3 separate regions of the Homo sapiens genome follow, and all the other regions are linked to region 3. A link is a loop called in an ENCODE intact Hi-C map of the cell type or tissue named here. Cell type or tissue: K562. All regions are shown on one strand.

The links. Peaks named below come from ENCODE experiments on the same cell type or tissue, not always from the same donor. Only the 100,000 strongest peaks of a DNase experiment are listed, where the experiment ranks them.
Region 1: it touches region 3 in a loop (9-fold over the local background); 13 of 110 quality-filtered maps call a loop at or near these places.
Region 2: a loop joins it to region 3, with 6 times the contacts of the local background. A loop is called at or near these places in 27 of 110 quality-filtered maps.

Annotation. Positions count from the first base shown.
Region 1 is chr9:124,791,847-124,799,846 of GRCh38, reverse strand. It overlaps OLFML2A (olfactomedin like 2A), which reads right to left. Exons shown (of 8, transcript NM_182487.4): 3 at 4,716-4,823; 4 at 356-562. Among named protein-coding and RNA genes, the nearest start is that of OLFML2A, 19 kb to the right of the region's middle. RefSeq lists enhancers at 1-405, 406-920. In K562, a CTCF peak has its summit at 4,753 (motif pointing left); a DNase peak (open chromatin) is centred at 4,746; H3K27me3 peaks cover 1,336 bases.
Region 2 is chr9:125,371,706-125,379,705 of GRCh38, reverse strand. No RefSeq gene overlaps it. Among named protein-coding and RNA genes, the nearest start is that of GAPVD1, 110 kb to the right of the region's middle. In K562, a CTCF peak has its summit at 4,802 (motif pointing right); a DNase peak (open chromatin) is centred at 4,825; H3K4me3 peaks cover 259 bases.
Region 3 is chr9:124,849,119-124,857,118 of GRCh38, reverse strand. It overlaps WDR38 (WD repeat domain 38), which reads right to left and starts at 3,659. Exons shown (of 9, transcript NM_001045476.3): 1 at 3,519-3,659; 2 at 2,794-2,914; 3 at 1,369-1,485; 4 at 1,161-1,258; 5 at 799-879; 6 at 519-650; 7 at 238-387. The coding sequence starts at 3,587. RefSeq lists silencers at 1,186-1,354, 3,558-3,607. In K562, CTCF peaks have their summits at 990 (motif pointing right) and 3,913 (motif pointing right); DNase peaks (open chromatin) are centred at 634, 988, 3,808, 4,138 and 1 weaker place; H3K4me3 peaks cover 1,031 bases.

The DNA of each region.
Region 1 (8,000 bases), 57 kb after region 3:
GTTTTGCTGCAGCCAACCTGGTCTCTGAGGGCCAGGCAGGGGGCACCACCTCCACAAGCTTGTCCCTACTAGTTTCAAGCTTGGGAATGAGAAGGATGCCAAACACCTGGCTTAGGGACCAGCCCCCTTGGCAGGATCCCCAGGCCTATCCCCCATTCCCTGTGCTGACTGTGCTTGCTGTACAGCAGGTATCCCCTGCACCTCACCCTGCCAGGGACTCTCTGGCTGTGCCAGTCCTCAACCCCATCTTACAGCCCCAAACCCCCATCGAGCTGATCCACAGGGCCAACGTCCTGGCACACTGAGCTCCCAAGTTCAGCCAGCTCCGGCCCCATGATCAGAGCTGGGGCCTCACCTGGGCCTTGCTACCAGTGCCCGTGGCAGGGGTGGCAGGGGCGGCGGCGGCATCCTTCTGCAGCAGCTGGAGGCCCAGGCGGGACAGCTCCTTCTTGATGCCCAGCATGATGGCAGAGTGATTCTCATAGTGCCTCAACTGCTCACTGAGGTGGCGCACGCTGTCCTTCACCACCTCATTCTCCCGGCTCAGGTTGGCCTTGATGCTCTGCGGAGGGGGCAGGATTGGAGGTCTTTCCTGGGCCAGCTTCCTCTGAACCCCTAGCCTGGAGGGACACCCCAGCTTTGGTCATTAGGCTTTGCTGCCCAGTCCCCCGAACGGGCTAGGGGCGGCCGCAGTGAGCATGAGCAGGAAAAATAGGCTCCAAGAGACCCTGTGTTTATGAACTTTTTAAATTTAAAAAGTGAAGGAATTAAAAAAATAGATAATACATGTGCATGGTACTAAATGTAAAAGATATCAACGGCTATAAAAAGTCACCCTCCCACCTTTATTTCTCAGTGCCAACAGTTATTATAGGTTCCTTGTATATCCTTCTAAAGAGAGTCTGTATATTTACGGGAACACATGTATACATACACACATATTTTTACCACTTTTCTTTTTTGCTGAACAGCCTATTTTGGGAACTGATGCATATCTGCATATATAGTGCTCCGTTCCTTCTCATGGCCACACAGTACACCATTGCTTAAAGGCCATAATTTATTTACCCAGTCCCTTATTTTTTCTTTTTCTTTTTCTTTCTTTCTTTTTTTTTTTTTTGAGTAGCTGGGACTACAGGCACCCACCACATGCCCGGCTAATTTTTTGTGTTTTTAATAGAGACACGGTTTCATCATGTGGGCCAGGCTGGTCTGGAACTCCTGGCCTCAAGTGATCCGCCCGCCTTGGCCTCCCAAAGTGCTGGGATTACAGGTGTGAGCCACTGCACCCAGCCGCCCAGTCCCTTTTTGATGGTTACTTTTTTTTTTGAGACAGAGTCTCACTCTGTTGCCCAGCTTGGAGGGCAGTGGTGCGATCTTGGCTCACTGCAAGCAATTCACTGCGACAACCTCTTCCTCCCGGGCTCAAGTGATTCTCCTACCTAGCCTCCTGAGTAGCTGTGACTACAGGCGCGTGCCTCCATGCCTGGCTAATTTTCGTATTTTTAGTAGAGACGGGATTTCGCCATGTTGGGCAGGCTGGTCTTGAACTCCTGACCTCAAGTGATCCACCCACCACAGCCTTGCAAAGTGCTGGGATTACAGGCGTGAGCCACCACCCCTGCCCATTATGGATGGTTACTTAAGTTGCTTCCAATCTTTTGCTACTTTAAAATTACTTTAAAATTGTATACATAATACATAAATATCTTCTGCTTATAAAATCTTCAAACAGTGTAGATGGAGTGGAACCCTTTGGGGTTTTGCTGAGGGTGAATCTCTGCTCCCTGCAAGTCTCCAGCTTCTCTCCTGGGCCGTGCCGGCTCCTCTCCCAGCACTGAGCCCTGCCTTTACTCCCAGGGCTGTTCTCCTTCCCTGCCTCATCTCCCCTTGCTGGGGCTCTGGCTCCTTGCCTACTTTTAGCAGCTCCCACACCAGCTCCTGGATCTACTCCTGGTTCTGAATCCTGCCAGGAGCAGACAGACTGCTTAGAACCATAATGCCCCTCGCTCTGTGAACCTCCCGCTATCTAGGGATCTCCTTTGCTGGGCTGTCACCCAAGCTGGCCTTGTTCACTGGAGAGGACTTGGAAACCTGGGGGGCCTGGCAGGTATCAGTCCCAGTTCGCCAAAGCTCTAGTAGATCTGGGATTCTTTCGTCTGAGTATACTTTTCAGCTAAAGCAGGACAGACAGAAGTCAGAGGCAGAAAGCACCAGTTTGCTGAGAAGCCGCGGAGCAACAGAATTATGGGTCCAGAATTTCATTTGTAGAAATTGTTACAGAGGAAAAGATAACCTAAAAGTGATTGACGTCCAGTCATCCCTGGGTGACTCATGTTCAGGGACCAAGAGGCAGCAGGCAGGAGTCGGATACCCTTGGATTCAAATCCTTGCTCTCTACTTCCTGGCTGGGTAACTTTGGGCCAGTAGCTACTTCTCCAAGCCTCAGTTTCCCTGCCTGAAAAGTGGGCTATTATGTCATCATACTAACAACTAAATGGCAGGGTCACTGTGAGGACCAAAAAGTCTATGGAATATGACAGTGCATTTTAAACTAGATTCCAGGGGCTGGGTGCAGTGGCTCATGCCTGTAATCCCAGCACCTTGGGAGGCCAAGGCAGGAGGATCGCTTGAGCCCAGAAATTTAAGACCAGCATGAGCAACATGGTAAAGCCCCATCTCTACAAAAAACACAAAAAACTAGCTGAGTGTGGTGGTGTGTACCTGCAGTCCCAGCTACTTGGGAGGCTGTGGTGGGAGGATCAGTTGATCCTGGGGGATTGAGGCTGCACTCTACCCTGGCCTACAGAGTGAGACCCTGTCTCAAAAAAACAAACAAACAATCAAAAAACTAGATCCCAGGGATGACAGAAGTCAAAGTGTATGACAGATTTTCTCAGCCTCATCACTATTGACATTTGCCAGATAGCTGTTTGCTTTTGGGGACTGTCCTGTGTATTGTAGGGTATTTAGCCAAATCTCTGGCCTCTAACCAGTAGAATCCCAGTAGCACCCATCCTGTCCCCCACTTAAGTTGTGACAACCAAAAATGTCTCCAGCTATTGCCAGCTTTCCCCTGGGGGCAAAGTCACCCCTGGTTGAGAACTATTGGTGTCAGGGAAGAGAGCAGAGGGAAGCTGAGACCCCAAGTTGCTGCTTATCCCCCGGGAGGTTTTTCCCTTTGGCAGAGGGAGCCAGCCTCTCCCAAGTGAGGCTGTTCTCTCCCCACCTCCTCCCAGGGTGAACAAAAGCTTTTTGCTTTTAATTTTTCCATAAGGTTATCACTTAGTAAACCATGGTTAACAGGAGCAATGCAAGATAATGCAAAACAGGAGATAATTAAAAAGTCATTTTTCTGTGGCTGTGGAAACCATCTCTGGTTGGTTCCAGGCCTAGCTGATATACCCTCCGGATCATCTGGCTCAGAGTTACATGAAGTGGGTTGACATTTCCTGAGGTTACAAGAGGAAAGATCAAAGGAGAATAACTTCAGAGCCAGTAACGGGAGGGCCTGGAATGTACTAGCTGCACAGGAAATACTGGGACACAGAAGAAATTCACCAAGTGTCAGCTTTCTCCCCTGCTGCCAGGGGCTTGGCCAATAGTAGGTACATACCAAACACTTTTCGAATACTTAAAGCCACTGTGATCCCAACTTTGGGGTGAGGAAGGGGTTAATCTCCTACTCTGGGGCACAGGATGCCCAGGTGCCCCCTCCCTCTGTAAAGGAAGCTGGGAAAGGAAGCCCCCACGCCCGCTCCTGGCAGCTGTATGTCCCCAGACTCCCAGTGGCCCAACAGAGGCCGGATGCAGGAAACAGGCGGAGGTGAGGCTGCGCCAGCAGAGATACAAACCTCGAACCTGCAGCTTGGACCCCCATGCTCGCCCAACTCTGTCCTTGTCCCCAGGGGCAGTCCTGGTCCCCTGCCCAGTCCTATAGCACATTCACCCTGACCAGGGCAGGACACGCAGCACCTCTGCCTCCACAGCAGCTGGGCACTAGCCCAGTGGGCTCGGTCAGTCCTGCCATGTTTTACCAACCCAGGGGGGGCACTCCGACAAGGTATCTTATTTTTTATTTTGAGACAGTCTTGCTCTGTCGCCCAGGCTGTGGCACGATCTCGGTTCACTGCAACCTCCGCTTCCCAGGTTCAAGTGATTCTCCTGCCTCAGCCTACTGAGTAGCTGGGATTACAGGCACATACCACCACGCCTAATTTTTGTATTTTTAGTAGAGATGGGGTTTCATCATATTGGCCAAGCTGGTCTCAAACTTCTGGCCTCAAGTGATCCGCCTGCCTCGGCCTCCCAAAGTGCTGGGATTACAGGTGTGAGGCACTGCGCCAGGCCACTGAGCCACCATGCCCAGCCACCAAGGAATCTTGTGCGAATGGTACCCCCAGAATTGTGGGTCCTGATCTTGGTGCACTGGGGGCAACTGCAAGTTCCAGCTCCCTCTGAACCCCTTTCATACAACCAGCAGGTGCCTCGGTTTCTCCACTCAGACTTCAGCTTCCTGCAGGCCCTTGAGCCAGTTAGACCTCTTCCCCAGAGGCTGGACCCTGTGGCCTGCATTTCCCTCCCCCAGCTCCTGGCTGGAGTCTGGCTTCCCATGGTCACCAGGGTGAAGCCTGGATTGCCGGGGCCCCTTCGGACAGTGCCCTTGGCCCCCAGCACCAGAGCAGCCTGGCCTCTGGCGGCAGCCCCGCCCTTACCTCTTCCAGTGTGTTCATCTGGGAGGCCACCTTGTGGACGTAGGCGTGCACCTTCATCAAGTCCATGCTGTACAGGGTGCCCTCCAGGAGATCCACCATGGACTGCAGCTGCCCGGGGAAGGGGGATGGTTAGGCAAAGAGTGCAGCACATGGCCGGCCAGACACAGAGGGTAAAAGGAACCCTGCTGCAATTGAGAACTCCAGAACCTGGGCCAGGCGCTGTGGCTCACGCCTGTAATCCCAGCACTTTGGGAGGCCCAGGCGGGTGGATCACCTGAGGTCAGAAGTTCAAGACCAGTCTGGCCAACATGGTGAAACACCATCTCTACTAAAAATACAAAAATTAGCCAGGCACAGTGGTGTGTGCCTGTAGTCCCAGCTACTTGGGAGGCTGAGGCAGGAGAATTGCTTGAACCCAGAAGGTGGGGGTTGCAGTGAGCCGAGATCACGCCACTGCACTCCAGCCTGGGTGACAGAGTGAGGCTCTCTTCCAAAAAAAAGAATAATAATAATAATTAAAATTAAAAAGAACTCCACAACCCCAGAGCCTCAGAGTGGCTGGCATGGGCCCTGAGCACTCACCAGCCCCAGCCTGCTAATAATCACAAGAAAAACCACAGGTTCCATCTTCTGAGCCCTTACCACGTGCCAGGCGCTGTGCTAGGGGCTTTAAGGAGTTATACCAATTAATCATTGTAACAACCTCGTGAGGTGTGTAGTGGGCACTGGAGGAGTTTGTCCGGATCTTCTGAGATCCCTCTTACTAGATTTTGTGCCCGTCCCTGGCTTCCATGTGCCTGCATCTGTGACTCTCTTTAGAGTTGCTTCGCCCCCAAAGTGCCAGGGAGTATACGTCCTCTTGCAGCTGCCTTGAGGCAATGATCTAGTGACATGGACATCTATAATCCCAACTCACTAGCCCCAGTGGGGATGAATTGAGCTGTTGTCCCCACTCCAGAGATCCTCTGGGGATGTGACTGAGGCTGGCACTTTTCCCAAGACCACACCCTCACTTGGATACCCTCTTCTCCCCACCCTGCGTCTCCCACTTCATTTCCAGTTTCTCTGGGGAGTATTTTCTTTTCTTGTTTGTTTGTTTTTCAGAGACTCTGTCACCCAGGAAAGAGTGCAGTGGCATGATCCTAGCTCACTGCAGCCTCGAACTACTGAGCTCAAGCAATCCTCCCACCTCAGCCTCTGGAGTAGCTAGGACTACAGGTGTGCACCATCCTGCCTAGTTAAGTGTTTTATGTTTTGTAGAGATGGGATCTTACTACGTTATTCCAGCTGGTCTTGAACAATGATCTTCCCACCTTGGCCTCAAGTGATCCTCCTGCCTCAGCCTCCCAAAGCACTGGGATTAGAGGGATGAGCCACCACGCCCAGCTCAGGAATATTTTCAAAATAAATCACTTGCACATGAATCTCTGGCTTCAGAGCCTGCTTCTGGTGGCCCAAACTAACACCAGGTATGGACAACTTTCACCCTCATTTTACAGATGGATGCAGTTCAGAGGGGGCAAGTGACTTGCCCAAGGCCACCCAGCTGTTCAACGGTAGAACCAGGAGCAGAACCCAAATTCATATAAATCCACGTCTCTTTCCCAACATTCGGCAGGGGAGATATCATGAATCACCGTCTCTTTCCTATCATGCTTTATGGCTCCTGTGTCATGGTCAGACGGGGAAATGGCAGCCGAGAGAGGGAGGGCCTTGCACAACAGGTCAGCAGCAGGACCTGGAGCAGCTGCTGGGCCTCCCTTGCCCAGCCCAGGGCTCTGCCCTACAGCTCCCCCTCTCCCTCTCCTCTGTCACGCCTCATCAGGATATAACACTCCCTCCAGATGGCCAAAATGCCAGAGTGTCAGGGAGACATTGGCACAAGGGGCTGGTTGGGAAACCAGCCTTCCCTGGCTTCTTGGGAAGGGCAGTTCCTCGGGCCCACCCTCACGCACAGCCCCACCCTGAGCCCTCCGGCATTTCCCAGGGCCTGCACAGGCCAGTGCTCCTGCCTGGTCCTGGCTGGCTGTTTCCAAAACAGTTTTACTCCCACCTTCCCAGGGGGTCTCAAACTGTTTTAAGCCAGGGAGCTTTTCTTTGAGCAGAAGCTGATCTCTAAAACAGAGACGGGGGCGGGAGGCTGTGCTGGAAGCAAAGATAGGCTCAGTGGCTTCTCTGCTTTCCCACAACCTGGCTTTGGCCCCGAGGGTCTGCATGGGACCCCTGGGGCTCTGGAACACAATTTGAGAATCATGCGCATAGACATTTCTGTGCCTCAGTTTTCTGTGTTAAGAAATGGGACAATAGGGCCGTAGTAAGGAGCAGCAGTGTATGGACAGAGCTCAGCACTGTGTGGACACAGAGAGGGCTTCATGAAGCCCAGCAGCACTGATGGCTCCTCCTAGGGGCTACATGGGAAGATCCCAGCTTCACTCTGCTGCCTTCATGGCCACCAACACTGGCTTTGGCGAGGGTCCCTCCCTTGCGAGATGACCCTCTGTGTCTCCCCACTGCCCACATGTGGCTTCTCATCTCCTGAGTCTGGCATCTGACCCCTCCATGATCTGCCCCTGCCACCCTCCTCCAGGCCAGCACATGCTTACTCAGCCAGGCACTGAGGAGAGTGATAAGCAAGACCAAGGGGCACCCTGGTCTCTCACAGACTGCCAAGGACACAGCAACACACAGGTGCCCAGATCTGGGGACAAAGGTAGTGACACATAGGCATCCAGATCAGGGGACACAGGTAGTGACACACAGGTGCCTAAATCAGGGACACAGTGACACACAGGAGCCTAGATCGGGGCACAGGTAGTGACACACAGGAGCCTAGATCAGGGGACAGAGGCAGTGACACACTGGAGCCTAGATCAGGGACACGGGTAGTAACACACATGTGCCTAGATCAGGGGACAGAGGCAGTGACACATAGGTGCCAGAATCAGGGGCACAGGTAGTGCCACACAGTTGACCAGATCATTAATGATGGGTGCTGATCTTTTCCGGGCGCAGGTGTGGATCAGGAAAGGCTGCCAGGAGGAAGTTTTGTTCAGTCCGAGCTCTGTAGGAGGAGCACTAATTAGGCAAAGATGCCCAGGAAAGGACATGTGAAGTAAAGGGAGCAGCCTGTGCTATGATCTGGAGGAGAGGAGAAGGATGGTGTTTCCAGCCATGCCACTCAATGTGCGATCTGCTGAGCAGCACAGGTTCAAAATGCTTAATAGCAGCCTGTGATACAGTCATTACAGAAAATGGGAGTAGGTTTTTTAGGAACTTTTGTAGCCA
Region 2 (8,000 bases), 520 kb before region 3:
ATTTCACCTCCTTTCTTTCCCCAATCACTATTGGTCACAGTGGTCCCAGCCTCCGGTCCTCCAATCAGAAGGTCTTTTTCTGCCTGGTGCTCCCCAGCTCGTGACCAACTTCCAGGTAGAGTAAAGGATTAAATGGAAGGCACAATAAGAAGTGAAACAATTAGAATTTCTGCCTCATTATCATGGTAATCTTATCAGTCGGATAATGAGGTATTAATGGAGATTTAATGTGCATCTCATAACAGAATCCCTTGGAGAAAACACACAGGGAAATTGCTGTAAATCCACTTAATGATGGAGAAGTCCCAAAACACCATATTCCAAAGGATGAAAAATGCAGGATGCAAATGAGAAAGAATCAAGGTCAATAACACCACGGGGACGGGCCTAATGGCAGATTTGGAGATATATGTAATAAAAATTGCATGTTGCTTTTAAACCTCACCCTCTGTTGTTTTCAAATGTGCATTCCTAGTAATGAAACACAGACGTGCAGCCAGAATGATTTGTATGTTTTAGAAACCATAGGGGGGATGGAAACATGTCTCCAAACCCATCAGGCCCTCCATGGGGAGCCATGGGAAACGGGGTGTTTTACCGGGAGGCTTCCAAAGGAAGTGGGGCAGAGGAAGAGCCCGTCTGAGTTCAAGGTCATTTGGGAAACACCAATGGGAGGAAGACAAATGCATTTACTTCCACTCCTTCATTCAACAAATGTTTATCAGCCGCTGACCAGTCAACCCGGAAACACAAAGGACACACATAGATGCAAAGCCCAAAGCAAACGCTGCAATGGAGAGAGCGCCTACCACTGCTGAAATCCCTCCGTGGATCACTCAATTCCATCAGCAACATGGGGAAGCAGAAACAATTAAGATCCCCGTCTTTCAGATGAGAAACTGAAGCTCAGAGAAGCTAGGTGCCTCATGTTGCTCCTGGGTCTGAACATTACCAGTACTCTATTAGGAGGAACCCTGTGAAATGTCCCGTATTCATCTGCTTGAGATCTATAAAAAGGGACATGGCATAGGGTTCAAGCTAATATTTTATTTCCTGGCTGGGGATCCTTTCTAGACATGGGAGAATGTCTAACAAGAATGACAGAATCAAGGGACAGGAACTAGGCACTGAGCTGAGGATGGAAGAATCCAAGGAGCTGCCAGCTCCATGGCCTCACAGGGGACAAGGGACAGATCCCTCTGCTCCTCCCACAGCTGCTGAACTCACATGTCCCACACCAGCAGTGGGTACTCAGCACGTGGAAAGGAAGATCCGAAACATCCCACACACTGAAAGCACTTCATGAATCGGAAAATGCTAAGCAAACGTTGGCTGTTTGGCTCTTATAATTTATTGATGATAATGAATAACCCTTGGGCCTCCCAGATGTTTCCAGGGATTGAAGGTAAAGTTAGCTCTATTTTTAGGAACTCCGATAAGAGGAGTTTCAAGGGCACCAAGAGCAGGGTGACCAATGGTCCTGGTTTGCCTGGGACTGTCCAGGACCCTGAGAATCTAGCCTTCCCTCTTGGGTAAGGTGACCAACCATCTCAGTTTGCTCAGGATTGAGGGGTTACCTTGGATGTGGGATTATTCAAGACCCAACCTAGAATGGAGGCAGCAGGCCGGTTCCAGCCAGCGCTGGGCAAGGAGCCTCTGCCTGCCAGGCTCCATGCTGGAGCCCTAAGGGAGCAGCAGCTACAGCCTTTGCTTGTCATGGGCTGTCTGGGGAACCCTGGGGCCTCTGTCTTTGTGACAGCCTATGTGTGTACAAGGGCCAAGGAGGAAGACATAGAAGGACACTTCAGCACACAGCTATTAGCAGGGTTCCAGAAGGAACACTGAACATCCAACGTGTCCCTTATTCCTTGCAGGAATCCTGGCAGCCAGGAGCTCGTGAGCCCGCTTTACAGATGAGGAAACTGAGACACAGGCTAGTGAAGGCACTTGCCCAGCATCACAAGCAGCCAGTGAGCCGCTGAGGGGCTGAAGGATGACAAGACCCCACTTAAGGACAGGTGTAGCCCCCAGAGAACAAGTCAGTCCGAACCAGGGAAAAGGCAGAAATTAGCAACATTTCTGGAGTCTTGCAGCTGTGTTCCGTTTAATCACAGACTGCAAATTGAATGATGTTAAGGCAGTGTTGCCTCTTTGAATTTCCCCCAAGCCCTGTTTAATGAATAAATAGGCGTGATTTGTAATTAGCTTAGCCATCGTGCGAATGCTTCCAGAGCACCTGAAGTGAGTTAAACATGCCCCCTGCAAACTTGTCGACAGTATTCATTGACTCAGCAAACCTCTCTTCCTGGTCCACCGTGCATGCGACCAAATAATCACGTATCGCTCTGCCGTGGACATATTGAGAAAAATTGGGATTTTGTTGGTCTGGAAAGATGGAGACACAGTGTCTTCATCAGTCCTGCCTCCCAGGTGGGAGCTGAACGCTGCAAGCTCAGTTTTTGTTGGCAAATGCTAAGAAACCCCCAGAACAATCTCCCATCCCCTCCCTGAACCAGCCTTGAAGAGAATCCCACAACCACCAGCAGGAAAGTCTGGTGGCTAACGCCACCCTACGGAGGGGTGGGAAGCTGGGCCCTGGGTCTTCACCAACCCGGGCTGCCTTTCTTTTGTGAAAGCAGCTGCCTGATTCCCACAGCTGCAGTTGGAGTCCACTAACTCCTGCCAAGCTACCAGGCGCCCTGCACCATTTATCCTGTAATGGTGGCTGCATATCAGTTTTGCCTAGTTTCCGTGCTAACTATGTGGCTGCTGCTGAAATTCCAAATCCTAATATTCCCCTGCTCCGGGCAGGTGGGAGGGCCCCTCGGCACCGGTAGCCTTCTTGATTACCCACATGTTTTCCAGCAAAGGGGTTTCCATTCATCTTCATCATGGGCTCAGTCTGTGCACAGAGAGGAGGCATCCGCCCTGGCGGGGCCTCTCCACCCAATCACCTGGAGGCTTTCCCTCATCTGTTCCTCTGCCTTCACAGCCGCATTTATATTCCGCCTGCCCTGCTGCTTCCTCCCGGGCCTGCGGCGGATCCTCAGCGCCAGGCCTCCTCCCTCTGGGCCCTGCCTGCGAGCCCAGGTGCCAGCCTGCTGCAAAGAGGAGGCGTGGGTCACCCACCCCTTCTCCTCCTGAATCAGGAGGTGGAGACTGTCGGTCTGTCCTTACCATGACCTTGACACTGGGAAGTGGCCCTGGGCCCCGTGTGGAAAAGCAGGTCTTCCCTGCTCTGGCAGCTCAAATTCAATCTGATCTGCTGATGCCGGCTGGGCACCAGGCTTCATGCTGGCACTACAGATGCCCGGGTGTCTGGCCCTGCCCTTGACGGACTCGAGTGCACATGGGAAGTAAACACCAGGATCAGGATAATAAGGACCTGCTGTGGGCACCATCCTCTACAGTTTGCTCCCCAGTTCACATGAGCCCTCACAATGCTGTGGGGCTGGTTTTGCAGAGGGCAGACAGGATCCCTCAGTAGCTAAAAGTACAGATTTGGGCATCCTCTAGACCTGGATTTGGATCCTGGCTCTGCCATGCATTTTCTATGTGGCTTTGAATAAACCCCTTTGCATGTCTGAGCCTCGGCTTCCTCATCTGTGAAGTGCAGCCCTTACAATGCCCACTACCAGGTGAAGGCTCTGTGACGTCATGTGGGAAGCGTCAGCCCCGGGCCTGCACACGGAGTCTCGCTGTCACCCAGGCTGGAGTGTGGTGGTGCAATCTCGGCTCACTGCAACCTCCACCCCCCAGGTTCAAGCGATTCTCCTGCCTCAGCCCCCCAGGTAGCTGAGATTATAGGTGCACGCCACCACACCAAGGCTAACTTTTGTGTTTCTTTTTTTTTTTTTTTTTTTTTCTGGAGATGGAGTTTCACTGTTGTTGCCGAGGCTGGAGTGCAATGGCGAGATCTCGGCTCACTGCAACCTTCACCCCCCGGGTTCAAGTGATTCTCTTGCCTCAGCCTCCCAAGTAGCTGGGTTTACAGGCACGCGCCACCATGCCCAGCTAATTTTGTATTTTTAGTAGAGATGGGGTTTCACCATGTTGGCCAGGCTGGTCTTGAACTCCTGACCTCAGGTGATCTGCCCGCCTCAGCCTCCCGAAGTGCTGAAATTACAGGTGTGAACCACCACCCGGCCTAACTTCTGTGTTTCTAGTAGAGACAGGGTTTCACCATGTTGGCCAGGCTGATCTCAACTCCTGACCTCAAGTGATCCGCCCGCCTTGGCCTCCCGAAGTGCTGGGATTACAGGCGTGAGCCACCATGCCAGGCCATGAAGAAGGTTTTGGAACTCGAGGCATGGCCATGACTAACAACACAGGCGCCTCCCCAGAGCACCTTCCCAGAGAATGGGACAGGTGGCTCCCACAGTTCTCAGGACTGTGTCCAGTGAGATCTTACAGTGTTGGCACCTGTGGGCTGGGCTCAGGTCACTGGCTGTGGCTCAGGGCTGTTGCTGCATCTGTAAGATTGGAATAATAACCTTGTCGTTGGGCTGCTAGAGAAAAGCTTTATATCGGGAATAATGATTATTTGCCACAACGCAGGGTGGGCAGAGAGGAACCTGGTGTGTCTGCCTCGGGGGGCCTGGGTGAATTCTGGGCTCCAGCCACAGCTGTCTCATGAAGGGCTTGGTGCAAGCCCATTCGGGGTCTGAGAGCCGATTCCCTGTTCAGGAGCCCCCTGCCCTCCTGGGCATCCTCGAAGGCGCCCCAAGGCTCCTCCAGAGAGGGCTGAGGGCTGCCTTTGCTCCTCCTTTTCAGCCAATGGTTTGTACCTGTCCTTGGCCACAAGATGTCACCCAAGGAACAGCAAAGCCGGGGCCTGGGAGGAAACTGGCCGACGGCAGACTCGCGGGGGAAGGGGTCGGGGATGGTGCGGAGAAGCCGCAGAGGCAGCGTGCTGCAGTGGCTGCAAATCTCGGGATTTCTAGCAGAACGGGGCGCTGTTGCCCTCAGAGGACGCCGATTTGTAGATGCCACCTAAAGATAATAAATTCGAAAATAATAAGTAAATAGGGACAAAAATCCCACCTTCCCAGAGTAAAATTAAACCCTGCTAGCCAGATAAAGGGCTGCAAACAGACAAGACACTTTGGTGTGATCAGGGCTGCAACCCAGGCAGGCACTGAGCTGGGCTCCAGGCATCCTCATCCCGGCCCTGTGCTTGGTGGGGTGGGAGCAGACACAGGAGAGGTGTGACCTGGTGTGGCACAGCCTCTGCCCCACCTAATTCTACCCACTGGAGATCAAGGGCTTTGGGGCACTCTGTCTTCCCAGAGGACGTGAAGAACTACCTGGCCCTGGACCACGACAGGGATAGTTCCTGTCCCAGCAGGGCCTGAATTTGGAAGGAAAAGATGGTGGAATCCCCGCCCTGAAGGGCTACTTTCTGCCTCTCATCCATCCCCATCTGCAAACATTAGGGACACCTGCCATTTGGAGGCATGCCCTCCCCTAGGAGCACAGGCTCCAGGGAGACACTGCTCTGGAGAGGGAGGGATGGGGGTGAGGCCTCACTGAGGAGGGAGGCAGGAGGGGGCACCTGGGGTTTTCCTCCAGAAGGGCCATCTGAGGCAGGAGGAAGGACTGTGGGGGAGGCAGTCAGATCTGGGCATCAGCAAAGGCTTAGAGGCCGGCAAAGGGCAGCACTTTGGGAAAGGTGATAGTTCTCAGTGGCTGGAGTGGGGCTGGCTGGAGGGGAAGGAGAAGGACCAGAGGCATGTGGCTGAAAAGGCAGGACAGAACCCAGGTAGAAAAGAGAAGATTTTAGGCAGAAGAGGAATCTGCTCAGACTTGATGAATTTTTTTGTTTGTTTGTTTTTGAGGTGGAGTTTTGCTCTTGTTGCCCGGGCTGGAGTGCAATGGCGTGATCTTGGCTCACTGCAACCTACGCCTCCCGGGTTCAAGTGATTCTCCTGCCTCAGCCTCTCGAGTAGCTGGGATTATAGGCATTCACCAACACGCCCAGCTAATTTTGTATTTTTAGTAGATACGGGGTTTCTCCATGTTGGTCAGGCTGGTCTCGAATTCCTGACCTCAGGTGATCCACCCACCTCGGCTTCCCAAATTTCTGGGATTACAGGTGTGAGCTACCGTGCCTGGCCAGACTTGATGAATTCTAAGGGCACCTAGGAGAAGGGGTGAGAGGGAGGCAGGGAGACTAGGAGTCAGTCGTGATTGTGGAGGTGGAAAAACTGGCTGTGGCAGCGGGGGACAGGTTTAAGAGACATTTCCCAGCCAGGCGCGGTGGCTCACACCTGTAATCCCAGCACTTTGGGAAGCCAAGGCGGGTAGATCACTTGAGGTCAGGAGTTCGAGACCAGCCTGGCCAACATGGTGAAACACTGTCTCTACCAAAAGCACAAAAATTAGCCAGGCATGGTGGCGTGTACCTGTAGTCCCAGCTTCTCAGGAGGCTGAGGCAGGAGAATCGCTTGAACCCAAGAGGCAGAGGTTGCAGTGAGCCGAGATTGTGCCACTGCACTCCAGCCTGGGCGACAAAGTGAGACCCTGCCACACACACACGCACAACACAAAAGAGACATTTGCCAAGGGCCCCTCAGGAGGTTTGGGCAATCCAGAGCCTGGGCCAGGGAAGAAGGCTGGGCAGCGGCAGGCATGAGTGACAAAGAGGCGTGTAGGGTGGGGCACATAGGGATGAAAGTATCTGGACCCAGAAAGGCATCATGTGTCAGGAATCACTCCACTGTGGTTACTGTTTATGACCACAGTGGAAAGGGACTTGAGCTCACAACCCAGCCTGTTAGTTGATAAACTGCCTCCTGGGTACAGTGTCCAATATTTGGGTGATGGGTAGGCTAGGAACCCAACCCCATCATTATGCATGTAATACCCATGTAACAAACAAGCACAGGTACCTCCTGAATCTAGAATAAAATAAAAAAATGGGTTCTCTTGGCTGTCCATGGTGGCATCACCCCTGCCATCAAGGGGCTGCACCCCACTGAGTACTTGCCGCCCTTGGCCAAATGCCTCAGTCAGACGCAGATACCAACCAGCAGGGACTGGCAAGAACTGTGACAGCTGCAGGGCTGGGTGCTGCTGCTCTTGCCTTTGCAGGTCGCTGTGCGTCGCAGTCCTGGAAACCTCTAGAACAAGGATCACAGAAGCAGTAGAGAACCTTTGAACTCCTAGCCTGTCATCCTATTACAAAGGAGGATTTGAACAGAAAATGAGTAGGAGAAAAGCTAGTGTTATTTTAGGTGTAAGTTCACCTGCTGGCAAGGCTAAGATTAGAGCAGCTCACAGGAGAATCGTGATTTTGAATCACCCAGATAAAGGTGGATCTCCCTACTTAGCAACCAAAATAAATGAAACAGAAGATTTGCGAGAAGCGACCACCGATCACCGATGGATGCTCAAGAACCCCGCTGAGGAAAAAAGGCAGGGCGCCTTTAAAAAATCCTGCAAATCAATCTACAACATGATCTTCTTAATTTTCATACATGCATAGACCACAATCTTTTCTTCTCCCATTAAGCTATTATAACAATAAAAGATTAATAATGTCCAGGCGCGGTAGCTCACACCGGTAATCTCAGCACTTTTGGAGGCTGAGGCAGGAGGATAGCTTAAGCCCAGGAGTTGAAGACCAGCTTAGGCAATATAGCGAGACCCCACCTATAAAAAATACAAAAAAATTAGCCAGGCGTGGCGGCATGCACCTGTAGTCCCAGCTACTCAGGAGGCTGGGGTGGGAGGATCACTTGAGCCTGGGAGGTCGAGGCTGCAGTGAGCCATGATCTTACCACTGCACTCCAGCCTGGGTGATAGAGCAAGACCCTGTCTAAAAAAAAAAAAAAAAAAGATAAATAGTAACAACCACCAAAAAGGGCTCTGAGTGTCTGCCCTGTGCACAGGTGGTCCTTGTGCTCCTGGCAAGTCCAGCGCAGGCCCTCCCTGGCAACTGCCCTGCTGACCGGTGTCAGAGGAGGCACCTTTCCAGGATTCCCTGGCCTGTCTCCTCA
Region 3 (8,000 bases):
GCAGGAGTTCCCTTTTGCCTGATGCCATTTGGGTCATGGAAATGTCAATGCAACTACCAATGGGCCAGCCCTAACCTTGGTGCTGGCCATTAGGAAGAGAGGCTGGCACCCAGGTCCTGCCCTTGCCCCCTCCTAGCTAGGGCAAGTGGGGATGTGGGCATTTCTGGAGTGAGTGCTGAGGGCTCCTGGTGGGGTGAGGATGGGTAGGTAGGAGCAGGATGGGCCCGGGGTGGTTACCATGCGGGAATAGCCGGCGCTGGCCAGCCACAGCTCGTCGGGAGAGAAGGCTATGCTCTTCACCCAGGTGACATGGCCCTTCAGTTGGATAAGCAGGCTGCTGGTTGTGGGCTTCCAGATGTGGATGGTCTTGTCCCAGGAGCCGGATGCCTGGACAGCAGACAGCTCTGATCCCCAGGGTTTGGGGCCTGTGAGCTCACTGGGCCCCTAAGTGGCCTGGGACCCTTAAGGGCCTGGCTGCCAGCAAGGGACCAGCCTGGAACCCAGGACACCCCACTTACCAGGAGGCCGGATGCTGAATAGCACAGGCAGCTGATGTTGGCACTGTGTCCCTCTAGCGCCTGGTGGGAGACTGCTGGGGTCACCATCCGCAGGTCCCAGATGTGTACGGTGGAGTCCCAGGAGCCGGTGGCCTGCAGGCAGCTTCTGTGAGTCTGGCCCAGCCAGCTCTCCACCCACTCTGCATCTAGGCGGGACCCAGAGTCCATCCCCTTCCCACCACTCAGCTCCAAGTGGGTATGGGGCCACTGAGGTGGGGCCCAGGGCAGAGGGTAGGCTCACCAGGCAGTTCACCGTGGGTGAGAAGTCGCTGCTCTGGATGGAGTCACGGTGCCCAACTAAGAGGCGCAGCATCTGGCCGGACTAGAGAGAGCCCTGAGCTGCAGAAGGCAGCAGAGGGCAGCCGGCTACCTGGCCTTGACAGTCCAGGAAAGGGGGACCTCGTGCAAAAAGCCTGAGGGCTGCTGTGTGCAAGGAAGCCTGGAGAGGCGGCTGTGGCCAGGTGGGGGCAGCCTTGGTTGCCTGCTGTGGGCATGGGCCATGGGAACCAGTGGAGGGTTTGAGCTGGGAGGGCAAGACTGGTGACATCCTCTCTGGAACTGGTCCTTGAATCCCAGACTGGTGGCCCCAGCCCCTCAACGTACCTGCACATCCCAGAGCATCACCCGCTTGTCCCAGCCACCTGATGCCAGCTGTCTCGAGTCAGGGCTGAAGCTGACCGTCTCCACACTCCGTTGGTGACCTGCAGGCACCAGCCCGGGGTCGGGGAAGGTGGAAAGGTGACGTGACACAGGACACAGCACCATCTGAAAGGGAACGCTGGCCTGGCTGCTTGGCTCCCAGCTCACTCACCCTTCAGGACCCGCAGACACTTCGCTCTTGCCACATCCCACAGGCGGACAGTGCAGTCACAGGAGGCGCTGGCGAAGAGGTGGCCATCAGGGGAGAAGCGGCAGAACTTCACGGGGCCTGGGCGGGTGGCCACAGTCAGGGGACAGAGCACTGCCCGCCACTTCTGCCCACGCAGTCCAATCCTTGCTAATTTCTCCAGCCTCGTCGCCAGCCTCCCCTCACCCAAACTCCAGCTTCCCAGAAATGCCTGGATTTCCATGCCTTGGCCTGGGCTGGGCTGTCAGCCTTGGAGCACCCAACCTCAGTGCTCATCTGAAAAATCAATCCCCAAGTCAAAGTAGGGACCTCCCAGAAACTTGCCCTAACAACCGCTGCCTAGGTTCACTGCCTCCTTTGAGCTCCAGCCCCTGATTTTCCCTCCTTGCAGCATTAACCAGACTGCCTGTAATTGCCTGATATTTTTTCTTGTCTCCTGAATAATAATTACAATAGTTATATCTATTGAGTCCTTACTGTGTGCTAGGTACTTTGCTTGCATCGTGCCAGTGGAAATGGCTCAGCGAGGTGACAGGACTTGACCAAGATCACAGTCAAAACAGTGGTAAGCACGACATGGCTGAACCTTAAGTACATCATGCTAAGTGAAATAAGCCAGTCACAAAAAGACAAATACTGTGTGACTCCACTTAGAGGCACCCAGAGAGGTCAGATTCATCGAGACAAAAAGAAAAACAGTGGTTGTCAGGGGCTGGGAGGAGGGAGATTGGGGACTTGTTTAGTGGGGACAGAGGTTCAGTTCTGCAAGAGGAAGAGCTCTGGAGATTGGTGTCACGACAATGTGAAGGTACTGGATTCTCTGAACTGTACACTTAAAAATGGACACAACAAAGCCGGTGCAGTGGCTCACGCCTTTAATCCCAGCACTTTGGGAGGCCGAGGTGGGTGGATCACGAGGTCAGGAGTTCAAGACCAGCCTGGCCAAGATGGTGAAACCCCGTCTCTACTAAAGATACAAAAAAATTAGCTGGGTGTGGTAGCAGGTGTCTATAATTCCAGCTACTCGAGAGGCTGAGGCAGAGAATTGCTTGAACCCAGGAGGCGGGGGTTGCAGTGAGCCGAGGTTGTCCAGCCTGGGTGACAGAGAGCGACTCTGTCACACACAAAAAAGGATGCAACAGTAAGTATTACTGTGTTACATTACAGTTGTTTTTGTATGTATGTGTGTGTGTGTGTGTGTTTTTAAAGAAGGCTGAGTCCAGGCCTGTTAGAGTCTAAGCCCCAGCACCCAGATATCTCGTCCCATCTCCCAACCTGCCCAGCCCTGCCTTGCACCCGTGCCCAGCTCATCGGAGGTCACTGCAGTCAGCTCTGCAGCATGCCAGACCCTTGTGCCTCGGTCTTCCCGGCCAGGTGTGGGAGCCCCACCTGTGTGGCCACCCAGCCTCCACAGCAGCTGCCCACTCCGGGTCTCCCAGCCATACACGCAGCCATCTTCTGAGCCTGTGAGCAGCATCTGGCCATCAGGGGAGAAGGCAGAAGAGTTGACCTAGAAACAGCACAAAAGCGGTCCCATTCTGGGGAAGAAACCCCTGTCCGCTCATCTCTGACCCCTAAACACTGCCCCCCAAGAGCCTGGGGTTGGAGCTTGACTTCAAGCCTCACTCCACCACCAGAGCCCAGAACCCGGGACCCACTGGGCCCTCTCTCGAGTCCCGTAAAGCCAGAGCCTGCAGTTGGAGGCAAGAGCCTTCTCTGGAACCAGAGCCTGGAACCCCAGAGCTAAGAGCCCATTCCAGAGCCGCAGCTGACAACGGAGAGTCCAGAATCTACTCTAAGTTCTGAGTTCACTTTAGAGCCAGGGCCCCAGAAAACACCAGAGTCAGCAGGGAGCTTTGTGCCCCTCTCGAGGCAGAGCCCAGAGCCCGGGGCTCTTTTTACAGGCAGAGCTTAGAACCTAGAGCTGCTCTGGAGCTGGGGCCCGGCACTGGAGCTGAGAACCTACTTCGATCCTTCTTGGGTTAGCAAAGTCTACTCTGGACTCAATGTCCTGAGCCACTGCCCAGAGAACATTCTGGAACCCCCACTACACAGAACCAGGAACCACTCTGCATCCAAAGCCGGGAGTCTGGGCAGAGCCCGCTGGACCTCACCTCCCCGCCGTGCTGGCCGAAGAATTTCACTCTCCGCACGGCCAGCGTGGCCGGGACCCCGCTGTTCATGGGCACCCGGCCCCGCCCCGCCCCGGCGGGCTCCCTCCTAGGCGGCCGCGGGACCCCAGGACTGGGCAGAGGAAAGAGGAAACTGTGTACAGGCGGTCTCCATGGTAATCGGGGCGGGGCGTGCGGCCATGGTGGGGTCCCTGCGAAGCCACGAGGACTGACAGGCAGGCCAGACCGCTTGCAGTTCGGCGGAGGTGGAGCCGCAGCAGGCGGGACCGCGGCGGGCTGGGAGAAGGGACTTCCCGCGCCAGCGGCTGCGCGTCCACTCTAGGGCAGCTCTCGCGCGGGGCAACACGGCAGGCAGAGCGGCCACTAGAGGGCGCGCCAGCCACACGCACCGCGCGGCCCAGAGCCCGGCCCCGCGCCCTGCGGACTGCGAACTGCAAGGGGTCCCTGCACCTCTTTGATACAGGGGAGCAACGAGCCTGTCTCCCCATCTGCACAACCGGGAGCATCAGCCCTGCCCCACAGGACTCCAGGGGTGAGCCAAGCACAGGGCCTGGCACACGGTAGATGCCCAAGAGGGCCCCCTCAGGAGCCAATACCCCTTCCGTCCAGGAGTGGCCAGTACTGAGGTTAAGGATGTCCCAGGAGAGCGCTGGGGACAGTAGCCAGCTCTGTCCTCCAGGGCGTGGAAGCCAGAGGTAGTGTGTGTAAAGTACATGGCATTAAAAGTGGGGTCACGTTGCTGTTAACATTCCTGGCAGCACAAAATGTGCCATCTGAGGATGGGGTGGAGGCTGGGGCTGGGGGGCAGTTGCCCAGGAGCTGCCAGGATCCTTACCGGATAGCGCAATCTGAAGCTTGGAACGAGCAGGACTTGGTTTCATTGTTAATTTACAGGTGAAGAAACTCACCCGGAGAGCTGGGAGGACTTGCTCAGAGCCACTCAGCCAGTAGGAGTGGAACTGGGATTTCAGCCCATGGCTGTCTGACTCTGGGTGTCTGTACTGGGACCACCTGCCATGAACTCCAGGGACCTCTCAGCAGATGTTGAGGTCCGCAACTCCTGGTACATCTGGGAAACTGAGGTCCGAAGGGGGCAGGACTTGGCCCAGCCATCTAGCCGGTGCTTCCATGGCAGAGCTGGGGCAGGACCCAGTCTCCCCACTCCCACAGCAGGACAGGGAGGGAACAGAGGACCCCCCACCTGCCCCGCCCATGGATTCTAGGCTCCCTGGGGGCAGGGGTGGAGCAGCTGGGCTTTGGGAGCTTCAAACTCAAGAGTTCCCAGCGGCGACTCACACCCTCCCCCCCTAAACCTCTTTGCCAGAAACTTCTCAGGAGATCCGCTGTGCTCCTGCTATTTTAAGTCCCAGACAGTCAGGCGGGTGAGGGAGCGACAATGACAGCTTTGAGGCAGTCCCACTCCATCCCAGATCCCAGAGGGCCTAGGTCACTGTGGGACCCTTCTGAGCTGGGCCTATAAAGCTGTCCCCCCACACCCAGATGTGGCTCCCAGACACAGCTCCCCAGAGCTACTATTCCCTGGCCCTCTGGCTCTCCTGCTCAGGCACCCCCCCAACCCATGCCCCGGCCCTGGGCACATTGTCTAGCCACTTGGTTGCTCCTGCTCTATCCAGAGGGCCCAGAGCCACCTTCCCCAGCCCAGCCCTTCACTCCCAGAACCCTCAGGGTAGACCTTGTCCACCAGGCCCAGTGACTGCTTGGCCGAAGGGGTGGAGCTGGGGTCGAAACCCGTGGGCTTGGCTCAGGCATCTGTAGGTGGAACCACCAACGTGAATGCCAGGGTCCGGAGGATCATCTCCGCGGATGAAGTGGTGGAGAAGTTTCTGCCAGTTTTCCACCACTGACTATCTCTTCCTTCTCCTCAGGGAGCCTGCCGCCTTCTCTCCTGTATTTGGCCAGGCTGTCCAGGGAGAGGGCTCTACCAAGATGTCCAGGATGGATGCCGCGCTGGCTTTTCTCACTGTCACTCCATTCCCTGAAGGGGACTGGAGGTCCTGGACCAGCCTTGCCTCTCCTCAGCTACGCATGTCAACCTTAAAACACCCCACAGGGCCAGGCATGGTGTTTCATGCCAGCAATCCTAGCTCTTTGGGAGACCAAAGCAGGCAGATCATTTGAGGCCAGGAGTTCAAGACCAGCTTGGGCAAGATGGTGAAACCCCATCTCTACTAAAAACAAAACAACAACGACAACAAACCTCACAAACATCTGTTCAGCAAAAAAAAAGAAAGAAAGAAAGAAAACAATCAAGGCAGGCAAAAAAGAACCCTCTATTTATTTGGATAAGAAAAGCAAGCAAAACCCCCAAATCTCCAGAGTGGTCAACTCTCAGGAGAGGAAGGGAGGGACTAGAAAAGGCAGGACCCTTGGGGTTTTGAGGAGCCACATTCCAGCTCTAAGCTGGGCAGGGGCCCCAGGTATCTGTTGAATTGTTCTTAAAGAATCGGCCCCGCCTGTCTGGCCCCTGCCTGCCTGTCCTTACTCTTCCTGGCTTCCTTGCCCTGCCCCATTTCTTATACCCTACCTGCAGTCCTACCCCAAGTCTGGAACAGTTTAGTGGGGAGCCAGCATTTCCTGACCGGTGCCCCAAGAAGCAGAGAATGTTGTTTTGTGGCAAGAGAGGAAGTAGGAGAGGGAGTTGGAGAGCCTAATTGCCCTGGTTTCTTCGAGGTTCCAGCTCCCAGCTCCAATACCTGAGCTGCTCCTCCTGCCCTCTAGGTTTTTTTTTTTTCTAAGATGGAGTCTCTGTCTCCCGGGCTGGCTGGAGTGCAGTGGCGCGATCTGGGCTCACTGCAACCTCTGCTTCCTGGGTTTAGGCAATTCTCCTGCCTCAGCCTCCCGAGTAGCTGGGATTACAGGCACCTGCCACCATGCCCAGCTAATTTTTGTATTTTTAGTAGAGATGGGGTTTCACCATGTTGGCCAGGCTGGTCTCAAACTCCTGACCTCGTGATCCACCCACCTCGGCCTCCCAAAGTGCTGGGATTATAGGCATGAGCCACCGCGCCGTGCCTGCCCTCCAGGTTTTAAAACATACCTGTTCCCAGCCAGATGCAGTGGCTCACCCCTGTAATCCCAGCACTTTGGGAGGCCGAGGCAGGCAGATCACGAGGTCAGGAGTTCGAGACCAGCCTGGCCAACATGGTGAAACCCTGTCTACTAAAAATACAAAATTTAGCCGGACACGTGATCCGCCTGCCTTGGCCTCCCAAAGTGCTGGGATTACAGGCGTGAGCCACCGCACCTGGCCTGTCATTATCCCTCTTAAAAAGTGTGTGGACCAGAACTAGAACCATGCTCACTGTTTGGACTGACAACCACCAAGCTGAAAGGTACTGTCATCTCCAGTTTCCTAGACACTCCATCTCTAGTAATGCAGTCTGCATTACTAGAGGCATTTATGTTTCCAAGAGCTATGTTATTCACTGCAAATGCACGAGAGCTTTTTCCCATGAACTGCTGTCCAGCCAGCCCTCCCTCCCCTGTCTGGTACTCACACAATGAGTTCTTCGGAAACGCACGCAAGACCTTACATTATGCTGGTTAAAGGTCATCTTCTTGGCCCCCATCCAGCCGTCTAGTCTTGAAAGCATTTTAAAAGTCCCACTTCTATTGCACAAAGCATTAATTCTGCTGCTGTGGCAGCTGCAAATTTTATGAGCGGGCCTGTGTTCTGGTCCAGATTGGGGAAATGATCAACATGACAGGGGTAAGAACAGAGCCACGGCCGAGCGTGGTGGCTCACGCCTGTAATCCCAGAACTTTGGGAGGCCGAGGCGGGTACATCACCTGAGGTCAGGAGTTCGAGACCAGCCTGGCCAACATGGTGAAACCCTGTCTGTACTAAAAATACAAAACTTAGCCGGGCATGGTGGCATGTGCCTGTCATCCCAGCTACTCGGGAGGCTGAGGCAGGAGAATTGCTTGAACCTGGGAGGCAGAGGTTGCAGTGAGCTGAGATGGCGCCACTGCACTCCAGCCTGGATGATGAGAGCGAAATTCCATCTCAAAAGCAAACAAACAAACAAAAAACAGAGCCCTTTGGTCTATCACTAGAGACCTCCAGTGATTATCTTTTTTGCCTCCATCCATCAGAGTCATGGGCTAACCATGGGGTCAGGGAGGGTACAGTCCCTTAGGAAAGGTCCGGGTGGGGAGGAAAGTAATTTAGATTCTTTTTTTTTTTTTTTTTTGAGACAGAGTTTTGCTCTTGTTGCCCAAGTTGGAGTGCAATGGTGCAATCTCGGCTCACTGCAACCTCCGCCCCCTGGGTTCAAGAGATTCTCCTGCCTCAGCCTCCCAAGTAGCTGGGATTACAGGCACCCACCACCACACCTGGCTAATTTTTGTACTTTTAGTAGAGATGGGGTTTCACCATGTTGGCCAGGCTGGTCTCAAACTCCAGACATCAGGTGATCCACCCACCTCAGCCTCCCAAAGTGC